Linked DNA regions of Mus musculus: region 2 is linked to region 1. A link is a loop called in an ENCODE intact Hi-C map of the cell type or tissue named here. Cell type or tissue: gastrocnemius. All regions are shown on one strand. Links, peaks and the distances in the headings refer to the core of each region. The heading gives the core; the rest is flanking DNA. Region 1 holds the start of Rora (RAR-related orphan receptor alpha). Region 2 overlaps Rora (RAR-related orphan receptor alpha).

Evidence for each region. A loop is a pair of places that touch in the nucleus more often than their neighbours do. Peaks named below come from ENCODE experiments on the same cell type or tissue, not always from the same donor. Only the 100,000 strongest peaks of a DNase experiment are listed, where the experiment ranks them.
Region 2: it touches region 1 in a loop (8-fold over the local background); 2 of 42 quality-filtered maps call a loop at or near these places.

What each region holds. Positions count from the first base shown.
Region 1 is chr9:68,650,094-68,658,424 of GRCm38, reverse strand. Rora (RAR-related orphan receptor alpha) reads right to left here and starts at 4,639. Exons shown (of 11, transcript NM_013646.2): 1 at 4,453-4,639. The coding sequence starts at 4,618. Gm31325 (a long non-coding RNA gene) reads left to right here and starts at 4,634. Exons shown (of 2, transcript XR_379584.1): 1 at 4,634-4,700; 2 at 5,017-5,358. In gastrocnemius, for the core only: CTCF peaks have their summits at 3,650 and 4,756; DNase peaks (open chromatin) are centred at 3,696, 3,844, 4,606, 4,791 and 2 more places; H3K4me3 peaks cover 3,629 bases; H3K27ac peaks cover 4,050 bases.
Region 2 is chr9:68,753,980-68,762,310 of GRCm38, reverse strand. The region is part of intron 1 of Rora (RAR-related orphan receptor alpha); the gene reads right to left. Among named protein-coding and RNA genes, the nearest start is that of 9530091C08Rik, 7.2 kb to the left of the region's middle. In gastrocnemius, for the core only: CTCF peaks have their summits at 2,786 and 5,059; DNase peaks (open chromatin) are centred at 380, 1,246, 1,772 and 5,106; H3K27ac peaks cover 2,286 bases.

The sequences.
Region 1 (8,331 bases), core at 130-8,129:
AAAATTCCAAAAGCACGTTTTCCAAAAGTGATTAAGCTGTCCCCACAAGTCCTAAGGATTGTCATCCTTAGGTGAAATTCTGACCGTTAATATCCTTGTGCCTCTCCATCCCACTTTAGGAGTCTGCCTTGTATCAAAGTGGCTGCTGACTACCCCCGCCCCTCCACACACACACACACACACACACACACACACACACACACACAACTGTGTGCTGAAGAGTCGAGACGAGTTGCCAGAACCCAGGTTCTACAAAGGCATCCACCATACTTCGGGGTTACAAACAGACTTTCTAAAGACCAGGGCTCCTCAGAGTGCCACTTTGAAAAGAGAGAATGGGTGTGCTTTAACTATTTTAGCCACTCGGAACTCAAATTCTAGATTAATAATTCATTTCTTTACAAGAAATTAGGAGGAAGCAACAGAAAGGTTACCCTAACTATCATGAAATGCATTTTCTAAAATTATTCCTTTGCATTTTAAAGAGTATAATTATAAATGCTTTTATGAGCAATTTCCCAGAAAATTCAAGTCCTTCAATTAAAAAAGAAAAAAAAAGTTTATCCCATTCCTCTGGCAAAGGAATTTTTCTCCCAACCAGAGAAACTAATCTGAACATTCATCTCTAGAAAAGTTGCCATATCTCTAGGTAGGAGAACCTTCCAGAACATCGATCAGCAGGGGCTGGCGAGAAGGGCAAGGGAAGCATTTCCAGAGTGTAGGAGTTAGACAGTTCCAGCATCTCTCTGGGTTGCAGAGCCATGCAGGCCCTGTTAATTGACTTTTAAGTCACTCTCAGCTGAGCTTCCAGGGGGCGGTCCCTCCATCCCACCCAGCTTCTCAGTGTTAATCCCATCCTTTGGTTTTGATTTTTTCTCTCTCTCTTAGGTTGGCCTGTCCTAAAAGCCTTGCACACCAGTACTGGGAACCCACTCACTATGTGGTGCAGGGTCCTGTGAGGGTAACTTTAGTGATGTGCAATATGCAAGCTTCTGGTGCGCATATAATATGGAGATTCTGGGAAAGGGTTCCTAACAACAGTTATGTCACAATGCTCACAGCTCCCTAAAGCCCCTGAAAGCCACGTAAAATTAAAGATTCACGGTGGGTTTTTTCCTTTCATTTTTACCCATCATGTTGGTTCTTGCCTGTCTTTTATTTTCTTCCGCCTCTTTCACAGTGCTGTAAAGACAGGGCAGAGTGAAACCAGCTGTCATTAATACTTTCTAGAAAATCGAAGGGTTTCATTAAGACTGCTACCATTCCCTTGGAGTTGTAAGGAGCACAGGAAGATAAGCTTCCAGATTATGAAAGCACACATCTGATTTGGAAAGCCCAGGCACTGAAGGCCTCTAATCCGTTTCATACTTAGATTCCTAGGACGTAGGAATGTAGCAATAGCCTCAAATCTACCCTGGTAATATCTCATGAGGTCACATCAATGTCATGAGAATTACACCCTCCATCCCTATAGACTCCAAGCATCTGCCGGCTGCAAACAAGCCCTCAAAGCCCCTTGGAAAACGCCTCCCCGAGTCAGGAAGCTTCCCAATTCACCCAGAACCTTCACTCACCTTCCAGGAGGTGGCACAGGCTAATTGTGAGGTGGTGGTGTTTGCTTTGCGCTTTGAGCCTGTGCTTTTATGTTTTAAGTATTTAAGAGGCATAATCACCTAGTGTGTAGGTTAATTTCTTTCTGATATTGTAATTTATGCAACATTAATATGGGATGCCAGCTCCAATTTTCTTATGCTTACACTCCAGGAGCCGAGTTGAATATTCTGCCAACTCCATTACATCATCTAAAAACCCAAACATTTCCCATTTGCACAGCACTCACAACTACCCAGCATACTTACATAGTCTCTCTTTTTCTCCCAGATGCTCTCTCTCTCTCTCTCTCTCTCACTCTCTCTCTCTCTCTCTCTCTCTCTCTCTCTCACACACACACACACACACCAAGATTGGCAACCCTGAGAAGTAGATACTACATCTGAGGTCAAGGTCTGCAACTGCAAGTAGTTCCTGGAAGATATTACTATTGCTGTGTTGGCTAAAGGATGCCTCCATGTCTGACCTTCCTTTTTTCCATTCAGACTGTTATGTAACCTAGTGCCTGCGTGCCGGATGTGAGTGGAGTGTCTGGGCCTTCCTTCCCCCCTTCCCATTAAATCTCCTTGGAGAAACAGACAACAGACAGGTTTCTTCAAAGAATGGGGGTGGGGGCTCTAGGGGGTAGAGGGATATGGGTCAGCAGGCCATCCTGGAAGGTGCACATTGCTTCTATTTTTGTTCCTTGGATCTTTGGGGAGGCCGGGGGGGGTACCAAATTCCCCGGCTTTATATAATTTGCGAGTTACAGATTTGTAGTTGGTTCTGCAGCCTGCCACCCCATCTATTGCAAGAACACACCTGGCAGAAATGACACCTGAAGATGTTAATAAAGCAGGGGAGGTGGGGAGGGGCTAGAGAAAGAAGAAAGGCACAAACTAGAAATCAGAGCCACTTACTAGACACTGTGCACCCCTTCTTTTAAAAAAAAAAAAAAAAGCCTCCAAACACATGAAGGGGATTTTCTCCAGCGTTTCTGATTAACCCTGTTACATAACCCGCTCGCATTCCAAATCTCGGGCTCTAAATAGACTCCTTGCAGCCAAAAGCTCTGCACAAACTCGCAGAACTGGTGGTCCGTTGCGGCCGCCCCCCACCCGAAGCCTTCACACACACCCCTTTCCTTTCGTCCCGGTCCTTGTCGCCCCCATTCCCCTGATTCAAACAGAGCCTCGACACACTCTTCGGAAATCGCCTTTAATTAAATGGTACCCCACCACCACCACCAGCAGCAGCATATGTCATCCGGATGGCTTTTACTGTACTTGAATTCCGTGAATGGGAAAGCTCCCGGACAGGGGGTGTGGCTAAGGTGGGGCGGGAGGGGAGAATACTGTAAAACAGCCAGCACATGATCAGCCATGTTCCTACCTCCAACTAACACATCCAAGAGGAAGGGAGGGGCTCTCGGTCCCCCCTTCGTCTCCCCACAGACCCCATAGCCGCCAAACCTGGCTGGAGAGATCCACTCTGTCCCAAGCCCCTGGGTGGCTCGCAGGAGCCTGCTTCCTCCGGAGTGACAGGCGTGATTTATACATTATTTACAACAGTAATTAAAGCTGCAGCTTCCTCCTGCTCTTTGCAAACTCCAGGAGCATTCAAATAAATAATCCCCCACCCCCGAAGGAGGGGGTGGGGATCCCACAGCAGCTTCTGACACCTTTAAGAAAGAAGTCAGCTCCCCCCACCCGCGCTCCCCCGGTTAGACCACTTTTGGAAAACGACCGGAGAGGAGCAAGCACCCTTGTCTCCCCAGGTCCTCTCTTTCACACACTCCAGACACCAACACAAAATGAACCAAAGGCCCAGGAAGGGCTGCCTCCTTAGCCCTGGCCAACCAGCACTCAACTCCGATCAACCCCAGGTTCCGGCAGAAACGCTGGGCATCGCGGCGAGCGGAGGATTCCCAGAGCAGAAATAAGTTTGGGTGCTTTTCTCGGCTTTCTCTCTCGGCTTGTTTGCCTCGCAGCCGCTCCCTCCAATCGCGCGTGGAGCGCCCCACTCCACCATTGCCCTCCCTCCGCGCGCTGCACACGCCCCCTGCCAGCCTCCTCTAGGACTGCGGGCTCCGAACCCACGGCTACAAAGTTGCGCTTCTTCCTTTTGCCCGGCGGGGAAAATCAACTCCACAACATCCCGCGCGCTGGGACCCGGATCTCTCTGCCTTGTCCTCCAAGCCTACCCCCAAGAGCTGCAGAAGAGAAGCTGCCCGCGTCGCCCCCCTTCCGCCCCCTGAGACTTCTAGGTCTCTCACTCCTCCCGAACCTCCAAGCTTTTCCGGGAGAGGGAGGATTCGAACACTTCTCGATTCCTACCGCGGGGTGGTGGGGATGGGTATGAGGGAAACTGTCAAAAGCAGAAAAGGTAACCGAGAAAGCGAGTAGCCACAAACAGACCCCCTCCCCCTTCTTAAAAGGACACTACCGCTTTAAAAGTTTCTTTACCCCCACTCCCCCATCTCGGTTTCTTTTTGGTGGGGGGAATCGTATTTAATTTGGATAGCTCTTCTTTGCAGAAAATAAAACATGCAATCAAGGGGGAGGTGGGGTTGGAGTCGTCTGGCTGTCAACGCTCGGGTCCGTCCCCCATTGCCCTCTCCCGCAAGCCCAGCACTGGCTTGCAAAAGTTTGCAACATTTGTGGGGGGCCGCGGGGGGAGGGGCGGGGGTGCCGGTCGCTCAGGGCACCACGATAGGCTCGCGCGCGCGTGCACCGGTCCCGGGGACCCCGCGTGTCGCCCGCTCCCCGAGCGCGCGCTCCCCCGGGGTGCCTGGTCCCCTCCGGGCTCGGCGCACCGCTCCCGCCGCCCCCCTGCCCGGAGCCTGGTCGCAGCGTCTCCTACCTCGGCTGGAGCTCGCATAGCTCTGCCTGCGCCCCGCGCCCGGTGCCTCGCTCTTGCGGCCCGTGTCCTGGGTCAGCGGGGTCTCCCTGGAGCCCGCGGCCGCCTCCGAGCCGCTGCTGCCCGGTTCGCTGGCGGCGGGGTCGGGGGCTGCCGGAGCTGACTCCATGTTTTTTTTCCCAATGTAGAGATCGGCGGAGATGGCGAGCTCCGAGACTCCCTCTATCTTCTGTTTTCAGAGCGACTCTATGGTACCAAAAAAAAAAAAAAAAAAAAAGGAAAAGGAGACGGGCGAGAGCAGGAGGGACCTAGCCAGGCGAGAGCGCGAGCGAGCGCGCGAGTGGCGGTGGACGCGTGTGCGGCCGAGAGGGGACGTGAGGCGGGTTTGGCCACAGGCAGCGCTAGCGAGAGCGTCTCCAGCCGGCCCCCGCACCCACACTCTCCACCCTCCAGACCCCAGACCGGGAGCTACACAAGGCTGCCAAATTTGGGAGGTGGAGAAGAGGGAGGGAGGAGAAAGATGGGGTGCCTCCTGCGCCCCGATCCTCCCTCTCCTCTTTAACCCAGCTACAGAAAGGATCGGTCGGCGACGTGTGGCTCTGTCTACTTTTGAGATTCCCTCGGGGGCAGTAACTCGGTGTCTCCTATCCGCAGCCAGCTTGGGAGGAGGAGACAAATCCGGTTATCCGCGTTGGGGCACTCGCTGGTAACTGCAGCTCTCTGCAAGCTCGGTCCGAGGCTGGGGAAAACTAAAAGGGAATTAGAAGCTGACTGACAACCCTCTGGAAGGAGGAAGGTGGGAGGACCAGACGACAAACTTGGCGCTTTTTACTTTGGGATGGGACAGTCTGGGGTTTCCAGTCTTAGATATGACTGAGTCTAAAATAAATTTTGTGATTGTAGGATGCATATGTCTAGCCAGTAACTAGTGTTATGGGAAGAGGTCTCTTTCAAGCTCTTTTGCCGTGTTTTTTTTTTTTTTTTTTTTTCCTCCATGAAGGATCCAGAAACTGTTTGGCAGGCCACTATTTTGTGAAGAAAACTTTGGTCAGTTTGGTGAAGGACTTCTGAACCCATGAAAGGGGCCTAGCTGCATCTGAACTCCAGTGTGTCTGCTAGTTTCCTATTCCCACTGGTATTTTTGCTATTAAATGCACAGGCTCATCTACAGCAGACAGACATCCTGGAGAGGTATTAATAACGTCTGGATAATAAAAAAAATCCAGATAATTAACGAGTCTTATCTTTATAAGGCATGATTCTGAGCTTAACTCCCTTTGGAGCACACCCATCTACTAGCTGATACTTAAGGAAAGCTGAGAATTAAGTGCTTACCTCTACCCCAAACTCCAGTAGGAAATATCAGCACTAATAGGCTGGGTGGTGAATATCCTTATGTGAGAGCTGGCTTCTCTGTCTCAATAATGAAGCCACCATTTCCTTTTATTTCTGAAGATGCTAATGAAATCAGTTCATTTTTACACCCCCACCTTCCTTCCAGAAAACCTGAAAAATTTAACAACACAAATATTATTATCTACCAGAAGGTGGCAAAAATAAGTGTGTTTCAGGGGTGTGCGGTGGGGGGAGAATGGGGAGACATTGTACTTTGCTAATTTTCTGGTTTGGAAAATGCTTTTTTTAAAAAAAAAAAAAAGGATAAATCTAGTTAAATAGTTTAAGAAGGCTCCTCCCACACCCCCTGCCAGTTGCTGTTGATTGGTTATGTGGATTGGATTCAAGCACACAGTGATCTTTGCCATGGCCTGTGTATTCACCTGCCTAGCTGTGGCCCATTCTTCCAGATGATCTGGATGGGATGTGAAGGCTTCTAACACCTAAATCTGAGCTCTGCAATGATCCCTGGCCATAGACTATCCGCTGGTGCCTGTACACAGTGCTATAATGGTCTCCTCTATCTCAAATCAGATGGGTGGATTCCCCAGACTCATTTTCTGAGTAGCATCTACTCTCAGGACTTTCTATTGGTTAGCCTGTTGCTGATGTTCTTGCACCATCACATTTGACTTCTCTAAGTCTAAACAAACACTTCAAAGCACACAGCTTAATAGACAACTTCCTCTGGGACAGAAGTCTCAAAATACATCTGCTGGTTGTCTTAGAATATTGTTTTATTTTTTTTATTTTTATTTTAAGTTGTTACTTGAAACAGAGTTACATCACTCTCCTGTTTATTTTTTTACTCCAGCTCCTCCTAGTAACTCCCCCTCCCATTCCCACTCCTACCCCCCCCAAAAAAAGCTCTTGGTCTTTGATTACATTTGTTGCATATATATGCACGTGTGTAAACACAAATAAATATAAATCAAACCTGCTACGTCCGTTTTGAATTGGTGGTGTGTATATGGCTTCAAAGCTGACCACTCTGCATTGAACAACTAATTAAAGATGCTCATCCTGAGAAAGGCTGATTCTACCCCCCCATGTTCATAGTTACCTATAGTTCAAGTCTAGAAACAGGATCTCTTCAACGTTAATATCAATATCAATATTGATATCACTCTGGTTTTATTTATGTTGATTCAATGAGAGACTGTATCACAGCAGAGTCCCTACTCTTCTGGCTCTTCCAATATTTCTGAACTTTCTTCTACCATGTTCCCTGAGCCGTAGAGAGTGGAGCTGTGATGTAGATGTATCCGTTGGGGCCTTGCCTCCCCCATGATCTCTGCCTTGTATCCAGTTGTGGTTTTCTAGGTAGGGCTCCAATTGCTATAAAGAGAAGCTTCTTTGAGGAAGCTGATAGTAGCCACAGCTATCGGTGTTCATAAGGATAAACTGTAGAATGTAGTAATTACACTGTTGTAGCAAAGTGGTGGAGATAGATTCTTGTTGTTCAATAGCTTCCTTGATGGTTCTCCTTCAACCAATTGGATTAGGTCAGTCTAGAAACATCTTCCAGAAAAGAAAGTAAGGCCCTTCAAGCCTTAGTCGAGATAGAGGCAGATCTCTGTGAATTTGAGGCAATCTGGTCTACAAAGTGAGTTCCAGACTAGTGGGGATTACAGAGTGAAACCTTGTTTCAAAACAAAATGAAACACTGAGATAAAGTCTGCTCCCTTTGGAGAAAGATCCCAGAGAAGGGTGGGGGGCAAATTTCTCCTAACTTAACACAGTTGCTGTGTCTGAGTTTAAAACAATCAGAAACTCAAATGTGGTCCCCTAGGGGAAAAATAAAAGTGAGCTAGACACCTTCTTGCCTGTCAATCATTGCTAGTTACTAGAGTGTAAATCACCTGGGTTGGGGAAGCATTTGAAACTGGAAGAACACAGTGAGCAGGTCTATATTCTTTCCCTTCCTGGGGTCCTTTTCTGATTACTAATTAAGACTCTCCAGTTTTCCAGATATTTGGATAGACAGGAACCTCTTTTAGACCCTGCTCATGGAACAAAGGGCAACAATGTTTGCTTTTAAGTGATTTTTTCCCCTTACACTCAGTTCTCTGATAGGCTCTGGCTCAGAAAAGCTGCTCTCTATAGAGGAGATGAGTCTAAATCCATGTTTTGCTTTCCAGTTTCTTCTTCCTCCCCCTGTCCCCATACGGAGTCCAGGACCTCCTCACCAATCCCAGGTCCCCCTCCCTATGGCAATACTACTTAATTCTCTGCTAGGGTAATTACAGAGAACCTCCAAGTTCATTTGGAGTCTTGTCACATTCCAGTCCCTAACTGTCCTCATCCCAGTGCATCTGCTGGGTTCTATAACTCTTGGCTCTGACATCTGCACCTCCTTTTTGTTGTCTTCATTCAATATCAGACATGTTTGCTCCCCACAAACCATTGCAGCAACCTTCCCAATAGCTGGCCTTCAGTCTTCTAACCACTGGAAGCCATTCATTCTAGATAGCACTGCCAAATTAA
Region 2 (8,331 bases), core at 303-8,302, 100 kb before region 1:
GGCGCAGGGTTGGGGTTCTGTGATTTAGTATCCTTATCCCTATGGGTGATGTTGACCTTACAGGTCCGTTAGATAAGCCTGTGATAAGTCAGATTCTCCAGGATGCTCTAGTCTCTGTAATGTCCTCCCGGCCCGTGTTCCCACCAGTGAAACTCAGTCCCTCCAGGTGACAAGCTGCTGTAAAGTCAGGAACTTTCCACTTTGGGCTATGCCCATATCTTCTAAGTCTCAGCTTGTTCTACTAAACAAAATTCTTATCAGGCTTCAGCCTCCGGTGATTCCAGGCAGACGGCCACCTGCAGCCAGAGGAAAGGTTTCCCTTCATCTGCATACCCCATGCTTTCTTACAAAGCAGACTTGCTGGGCTACTCCCCTGGGCCAGCGCCCCCACCCCACCCCCGGGCACCTCTCATCCTATTATGCAGTCGCACGGCTGGGCCTCCATTCAGGTATCTGCTCCTTTTCCTGGAAGCTGTTCCCTATCAGGGCCCAGAGATAATGCAACATGGGGGGAGAAATACTATTTTTGTATTCAGGTGGGTACAGCGTGTAATAATTCATGCTGCTGGGTTTTGTTTCCTATATATTTGGACCCTGACTGCAGTCTCCCTCCAGGCAGGAACAAAATGGATATCCTGGGAGATATCAGAGGAGGCAGACCTGTGATTCATGCCAATTCCAGCACCTTCTCTGCCAGCCTCCACCTCAGAAAGGAGTGTGGTGTTAGCCTCATAGTCTTGACCTTTCCGGAGGAAACTCAGGCAGACCCAAGGTCCAAACGGTGAACCAGAGGCTGGCTCTGCAGCAGACACATTCCAGAGAAGAATATGCACATTGTTTCTGCTATGAGCAATTCTCTAAAAGCCAGGTCTTTGCCTGGATTCGACTATTTTTGTGTGTGTGTTGTTGTTGTTTTGTTTTATTTTTCTCATAACCTTTCTGTAATTCCTTTCCTCTTCACATCTGGACTGGGCACAATAGAACTCCCATTCTAACCCATCCTGTGCTGCCAAGGAGCCTTGAAATGAACTCTAAGCAGAGGTAAGCCCGGCTCTGGGCCTCAGTTTCCCCATATGATAAGAAGACCCACTTCCCTGGAGATTGGCTAGCCTTCCATCTGAATTCAAAGACTATAACAGAACTCTTTCTTTATGCCACGCCATTCCTCAAGCTGATTTTGTAGCCTTTAGGCTATGAACACCCTCAGTATCTCCCCTTCCCCCAGACAATCTGTCCTCATTTACCCCTGCGGGAGAAAGGAGGGGGAGGAGGTGGTTTTTCATGGAGGGAACCAAAAGGATTTTGTTCTACTTTTTCTTTTCTTCTCTCTCTTTCTTTCCTTCCTTCTTTCTTTCTTTCCTTCTTTCTTTCTTCCTTTCTTTCCTTTCTTTCTTTTTTTTTTTTTGCATTGTCAACTCTTCCTTTAACAGTAGAAGTGAAATCAAATTGGCTGTAAAACGTAAGACTGCCTCTTTTTAAAAATCCATTAGATGTTATATTTTACACCTATTAACATTAATGTTCCTATCAAAAGCCAGTCACCTCAGTGTCAAGAGATCTGCATCATATGAGGGGCGTATACCACAAACTCGAGCACTAGTCTCCGGTACACTGAGGTCAGCTCAGTGAGTTTCATATTTATCATCCTTGGTATTTCAGGCAATAAGATGGTGTTGGTCCACAGACCAGGACTGGTGTGGCCGTTCACCTCATGTGAGGTCAGGTTTCTTCTGGTCACAGGAGAATCACCACAGGGTTCCTACGAGTGGACACAGATGGATGATCTAATGTTGTTAAATGCCTGCTGATTTCAGCTCAAGCCAAACCCATCCAGTGACTGTGACTGTCAGCTCACACTGGACATCTTAGGATGAAATTTCATCCCAGAGGGGAGGTCTACCCTTCCAGTTTTTTTTTTTTAATTAGACATTTTCTTTATTTACATTTCAAATGTTATCCCCTTTCCTGGTTTCCTCTCTGAAAACCCCATCTCCTCCCCTCTCCCCCTGCTCACCAACCTATTCACTCCTGTTTCCTGGCCCTGGAATTCCCCTACCTAGGGCATAGAGCCTTCACAGGATCAAGGGCCTCTCCTCCCATTGATGACCGTCTAGGTCATCCTCTGTTGCATATGCAGCTGGAGCCATGAGCCCCACCATGTGTGCTCTTTGGTTGGTGGTTTAGTCCCTGGGAGCTCTGGGGGTTGTTCCTCCTATGGGGCTGCAAACCCCTTCAGCTCCTTGGGTCCTTTCTCTAGCTCTTTCATTGGAGACCTTGTGCTCAATCCAATGGTTAGCTATGAACATCTACTTCTGTATTTGACAGGCACTGGCAGAGACTCTCAGGAGACAGCTATATCAGGCTCTTGTCAGAAAGCTCTTGTTGGCATCCACAATAGTGTCTGGGTGTGGTGGTTGTATATGGGATGGATCCTCAGGTGGGGCAGTCTCTGGATGGTCCTTCCTTCAGTCTCTGCTCCACACTTTGTCTTTGTAACTCCTTCCATGGTTATTTTGTTCCCCCTTCTAAGAAGGACCGAAGTATCCACACTTTGTTCTTCTTTCTTCTTGAGTTTCATGTGGTTTGTGAATTGTATCTTGGGTGTTCCAATATCCACTTATCAATGAGTTCATACCATGTGTGTTCTTTTGCGATTGGGTTACTTCACTCAGCGTTCCCTTTTGAATCAGAGGGCTAAAGAGATGATGTCAGTGAATAAAGTGCTTGCCACAAAAGCATGCTGACATGGGCTAGCGCCCCCAGAGGCCATATAAGAAAGCTGAGTGCAGGAACACACACTGCCAGCCCAGGGCTCCTATAGCAAGATGGGATGAGGAGACAGGAGGATCGCGCAAGCTCCTAGCCTGCTTGCCTGCATGCAGTGCTTAAAAAGCTCCAAAGACTCACGGTTGTCCTCTGACGTCCATTTTCACGCAATGTCATGCATGCATTACACCATCAGTCACACAAATACAATTCCTGGCAGGAATTCTCAGCAAAGGCCCTAGAGGTAATTTTGCTAAGTTAGTTTTATTTTGTGAGTATGCCTTGCCTGCCTGTGAATGCACATACCATGTGGGTGCAATTTCTGTGGACTCCAAAGGAGGGCACTAGATCTCCAGGAACTGGAGTTATGAATCGTTGTGAGCTATCCTGTGGGATACTAGGAAGCAAACCCTGGTCCTCTGCAAAAGCAGCAAGTCCTCTGAATCTTGCAGCAATCTCTCCAGCCCCTAGCAGATGCTTTTTTAATTGAAGCACTCCTCAGTTCCACGAGCGCATCTTGAAAAAATGAGTACACGTAAACAGTAGGGAAATATCTACTTTTTAAGCCATAGGATAACACCAGTTGACACAAGGATTATCGCTGTGATCTCTTCAAAAACACCTATTGCATTAACTCATGGATGGGCAGCTGTGCACCAGTGCTGGGAAGACATCTGGTTACTTGTCTTTAGACAGCACTTCTGCTGAGGACCTAAGACTAAGACCTTGGCTAATAGAAGCACCCTTCAGTCAACAGCCATACCTGGAAGCCTCTTGTCTTCTCAAACGTCTGCCCCAGGTTTACATAAGTATCCACAACACGTAAACAGTACATATGCTCAGAGTACAGTGTGATGTTTTGGCGTGTGCATCCACTGTAAAGTGACTGGATACAGTTAATTGGCATACCCATAGCTTCACACACACATACCCTATTTTCTTAATTTTTTTTTTTTTTGGTGTTAAGTTGACTAAAATCTACTCTTGCAATGTTCATGTTCAAAGGACATCATTACCCATGACAGCCACCATGCTGTGCAGTGCTACGTAGAGTGCCTTCAGTCTAACAAACCCCGAGCCTTTCTCGTCTCACTCATTTCCTCTCTTATCTCTTATAATTTGTTCAGTGTTTTAATGCTGTCTTGTGTGTTTGTGTGCACCTGTATGTGAAAGACAGTGAGAGAAAGAGAAAGCAAGGTACAGAAAGAGAGAATGTGTGTGTGTGTGTGTGCATATGTGTGTGAGAAATGGGGAAAGAGGAAGACAAAGACAAAGAGAATGTGTGTGCATTTGTGTGTGTGTGTGTGTGTGTGTGTGAGAGAGAGAGAGAGAGAGAGAGAGAGAGAGAGAGAGAAAGAGAGAGAGAGAGAGAGAGAGTTGAGAGCCTGCATGCATGCATCCTTGCGTCAGTGCATGTGTGTGAGAGAGTGTGTGATAGGTTCCCATGTAACCCAAGCCAGTTCAAACACACTTTGGAGGCAAAAGTGACCTACTATCTCCTGCCAACTCCTGAGTGCTAGAATTACCTGCACCATTTTGCAGCCCTGGGGATCAAACCAGCCCCTCCTGCACACTTGTGAAGGCCCTCCCTCTTCACACCAAGCCCCTCCTGCACGCTTGTGAAGCCCCTCCCTCTTCACACCAAGCCCCTCCTGCACGCTTGTGAAGCCCCTCCCTCTTCACACCAAGCTCCTCCTGCATCCTAGTGAAGCCCCTCCCTCTTCAAACCAAGCCCCACTCCTTATGTCGTTGTTTTCAAATAACTAGTGACATGAGGACTGTGAAGCCTGATACTTGTAAAATCATCAATAACCCAGGCATTTATGTCCCTCGTGTGTCATGTCCTACTCTTGAAGTAGATCTGTTAAGTGCCATGAACTAGCCCATCAGATAAGTAAGCATGCCTATCCCATTGTACAGATGACAGAATTAAGACTTCAGGACCCAGGAACATTTCCTAGGACTCCATGACACACTGCCCAGGATCTGTCCTCAAACCTGTGCTGCTGGAGTGAGACACAGAGAAAACAAAACAAAACAAAACAAACCACTAACGACTTTGTGTGCTAAGTTAATAAACTAAAGCAAACGACATCACCGTGTGCGTTTTATTCTTCCAATATATTTTTGGTGGAAAACAAATTGCACTGGGAGAGGTACTGTATAATTTCATTTGGAGCATTGTCCTTCTGGTAGAAGCAAACTGAAATACACACACACACTAAAATCTGATAGCAATTAAAATCCAATTATAAATATATTACTATATTAGACACCTACCCAGGAACCATCCAGCAGGGGACCTCCTTGGAAAGGCAGTGTGTCACAGTCTTCAAACTGCTTCCATGTGTACTTCTGGCTGTGTGCCCCTTGACCTTGAGCCTGCATTACACAATGCCTGGAAGCCTATCTCCAAGAGGGAAAGGATTCGATTTATGTCACATGATGGAGTGACTTTAATAATGCTGTTATGAATTTATTTTTGAAGATGATGTGTGAGGAATATTAAAACGTCTTGGAGATTATTAAACAAATTAAACATATCACTGAAACTGGAGGTATTCAGGGGACGAGTTTCTGTGAGGTCAGGGAACATGGGGTTACAAGGAATGTCATTGTGCGGCCTTGACACCTTTTAGGTCTTTTGCACAAAAGATTTAAAATTCGACTGTCTTGAGATGTTTAGCAGATGCTTATCCAAGGAAACGGGCAGTTCCCTGTTGTGGGTTGGCGATGTAGGTCACAAATAGGTGGTCCACACCTTTAATCCTGGCACTCAGGAGGTAGGAGCAGGAGGGACAGAGGTCAAGGTCATCCTCGACCTTGGCTGCATAAGGACTTAAAGTTTAAAGGAGACCACCTCTATAAACAGACAGACAGTCAGAAGATAGACAGACAGGGAAACAGGCTGCTCCTCTGCTAAAAGCTCTTTCTTCCCTTGCATGCTCTGCAAACCAAATAAACAGCAGTCTTAAAGGGGCAGCAGGTCTGACGACCCAGGCCTTTTGTCTTGTTACCTCCTAGATGATATGCATGGCTGACATTTAAGTTGATTTCCTTTAATTTGACAGAACATTTCCATGACAGAGCTCAGGTTCCCAATGTTTTCCAATAGCTGTCCTTAAGCTCATTTGTCACCATGTCAGGGTCATCAGGACAAATCGTCACTGCAGCCCCATGCACCTGCCCAGCTCTCAAGAAAGCACGCAGGCCTTGGGCTGGATCTGGATAGTTTTAATTTATACAGATGTCTTAAGGGCCAGCCGTGGGACTCCCACCGTTTTGTTTTAAGTGTCTGGCATGGACTACGAGTCCACACCATGTGCACCTACTTCTTACAGCCATAGACAGGTGCTAATTAATCTACCTAATTATGAAGCCACTGGAAAGAGGCTTACCCGTAAGATTCTAAATCTGGAAGAAGAAGGAAAAAAAGAAAAAGAGGAAAGAGGAAAGGGAGGGAAATGATTTTGGTATCACACTCAAATACAATTTCAGCAGTCAGCTTATATATCTTCCCACTCAAGTTAGACAGATTCATGCTTTCCTCTAGATCAGAATTATGTTCCCCTGCACACGTGTGTGTGTGTGTGTATACTTCAGAGTTCTATTTGAAAAACACTCTGGAAAAATGCTTAAAAGACAGAATTATGTTCTGTTTATTTTTTAAGCTATGTGCATGCGCGCGCGCGCGCGCGCGCGCACACACACACACACACACACACAGCCAAACAGTATATAAACTTAAGATCAGTCCCTTGAAATGTGCAAGACCCCAAATGATGCTGTAATTCAAGCATGTTCTTGTTTGCAGTTAAGCACTTAAGGGGCCAGTCAGTGGAATTCCCTGGGCATCCATACAAATGAATATAATTACAGATACCATGAACACAGACCTAGTAGGCCGCTGATTATGGCTGATAACTCAGGGACACTGGGAGAGAGAATTCCTGGGGAGTGCCATCATTTGGGCCCCAGGAACTCTTTTGTCTTTTCAGCTTTGAGGAAGGGCTGAGAGACTTTCTTCAATACTGGATCACCAGGGATAGGTGTGAAACTTGTGTGTGTGTGTGTGTGTGTGTGTGTGTGTGTGTGTGTGTGTGTTGGAAGGAAAAGGACTGTCTAAGGATTTTCCCCAGGGAACACAGTGATCCCAGGGGCTGTGTTCTCTCCAGGCATAATCCAACACTGGAAATCCACCCGGAGTGAGAGAAAGAAGGTGGGGGGATGAAGGTAGTCAGGCGGAGGGATGGCTCACCCCGCTCCACACACAGCTTACAGGGCTCCACAGCAACACGGGTTGGGCCTTCTTCCCATCCCTTTCATGCATGCCCTTAGCCCTTTACACAATAATAACTCGCTGTCACAAATTAAAAGAGCTAAAAAGAATTTTAGATGAATAATTTAGGAATTCACACGTCTCCTTAACACTAAATGACTTTCCAGCTGGGCAGAAAATCAAAACCTGCATCTGGAGATTTTACAAGGCACGGGGAAAATGCTTTTACTCTTTATGTCACTCCTGTCTTAAAGATGCTTTCCCTCCTTCCAGATCCTGACCTCCTAGGTCAAGAAGGTCATGTCCTTTCAAGAAGTGCAGAAATTGGGTACCGCTGCTGATTTGAGGGAAAAGAAAGAAGGAGGCAAGGGGGTTCAGGGGAACAACAGAAAAGAAGAGAGGACTCGGGAGGCAGAGGCAGGCGGATTTCTGAGTTCGAGGCCAGCCTGGTCTACAGAGTGAGTTCCAGGACAGCCAGGGCTACACAGAGAAACCCTGTCTTGAAAAACCAAAAAAAAAAAAAAAAAAAAAAAAGTAGAAAAGAAGAGAGGGAGGAGAGAAAGCAAGCGGAAATGTTAAACTATAATGTATTCAAACGATGTGCTCAGCATCTCCAAGGCCTTTGGTTGCCTACCTGGGGTGAGGGTGGGGTGGGTGAATAAAATGGACAAGGAAATAAATGGATCCAAAGCTCTAGATTCTTCTCTAAAGTCTTCAGAGCTTCAGGAGACACTAAAGGATACACACACACACACACACACACACACACACACACACGTACGCACGCAAGCACGCGCGCACACACACACACACACACACACACACACACACACACACAGAGAGAGAGAGAGAGAGAGAGAGAGAGAGAGAGAGAGAGAGCTACTGTCTGAACCTCCTTGGCTCCCACCTTCAGTTTCTAATCTTCAGATCTTATCTGCAATTTAAGGACACTCAGACAGAGCAGAACAACTTAGGGACAGGCCACTGCTTCTCCTCATTCTCCGGTAGGAGAAACCTCAGGAGAGATGTCTGACCCAGAAGGTGATTCACAGTTAGCTAAGAAGGCTTCTCAGGCATTGTGTCTCCTCAGAGTTTCTGAGCAATCCCGTGTACACTGACACTGTACACGAGAGTTTCTGCTTATAAGCTCCAAGTTGTTCTCCCCACAAGGGAACTCCCTCGTCATATGTCCCTTCCCTCTTGGAAAGGGTAAAGGGAAGTCAATGGGGAATGGAAGAAAGAAGGAGTACCAATATCCTCAGAAGCCTTCTTGTCTCTTATCACTT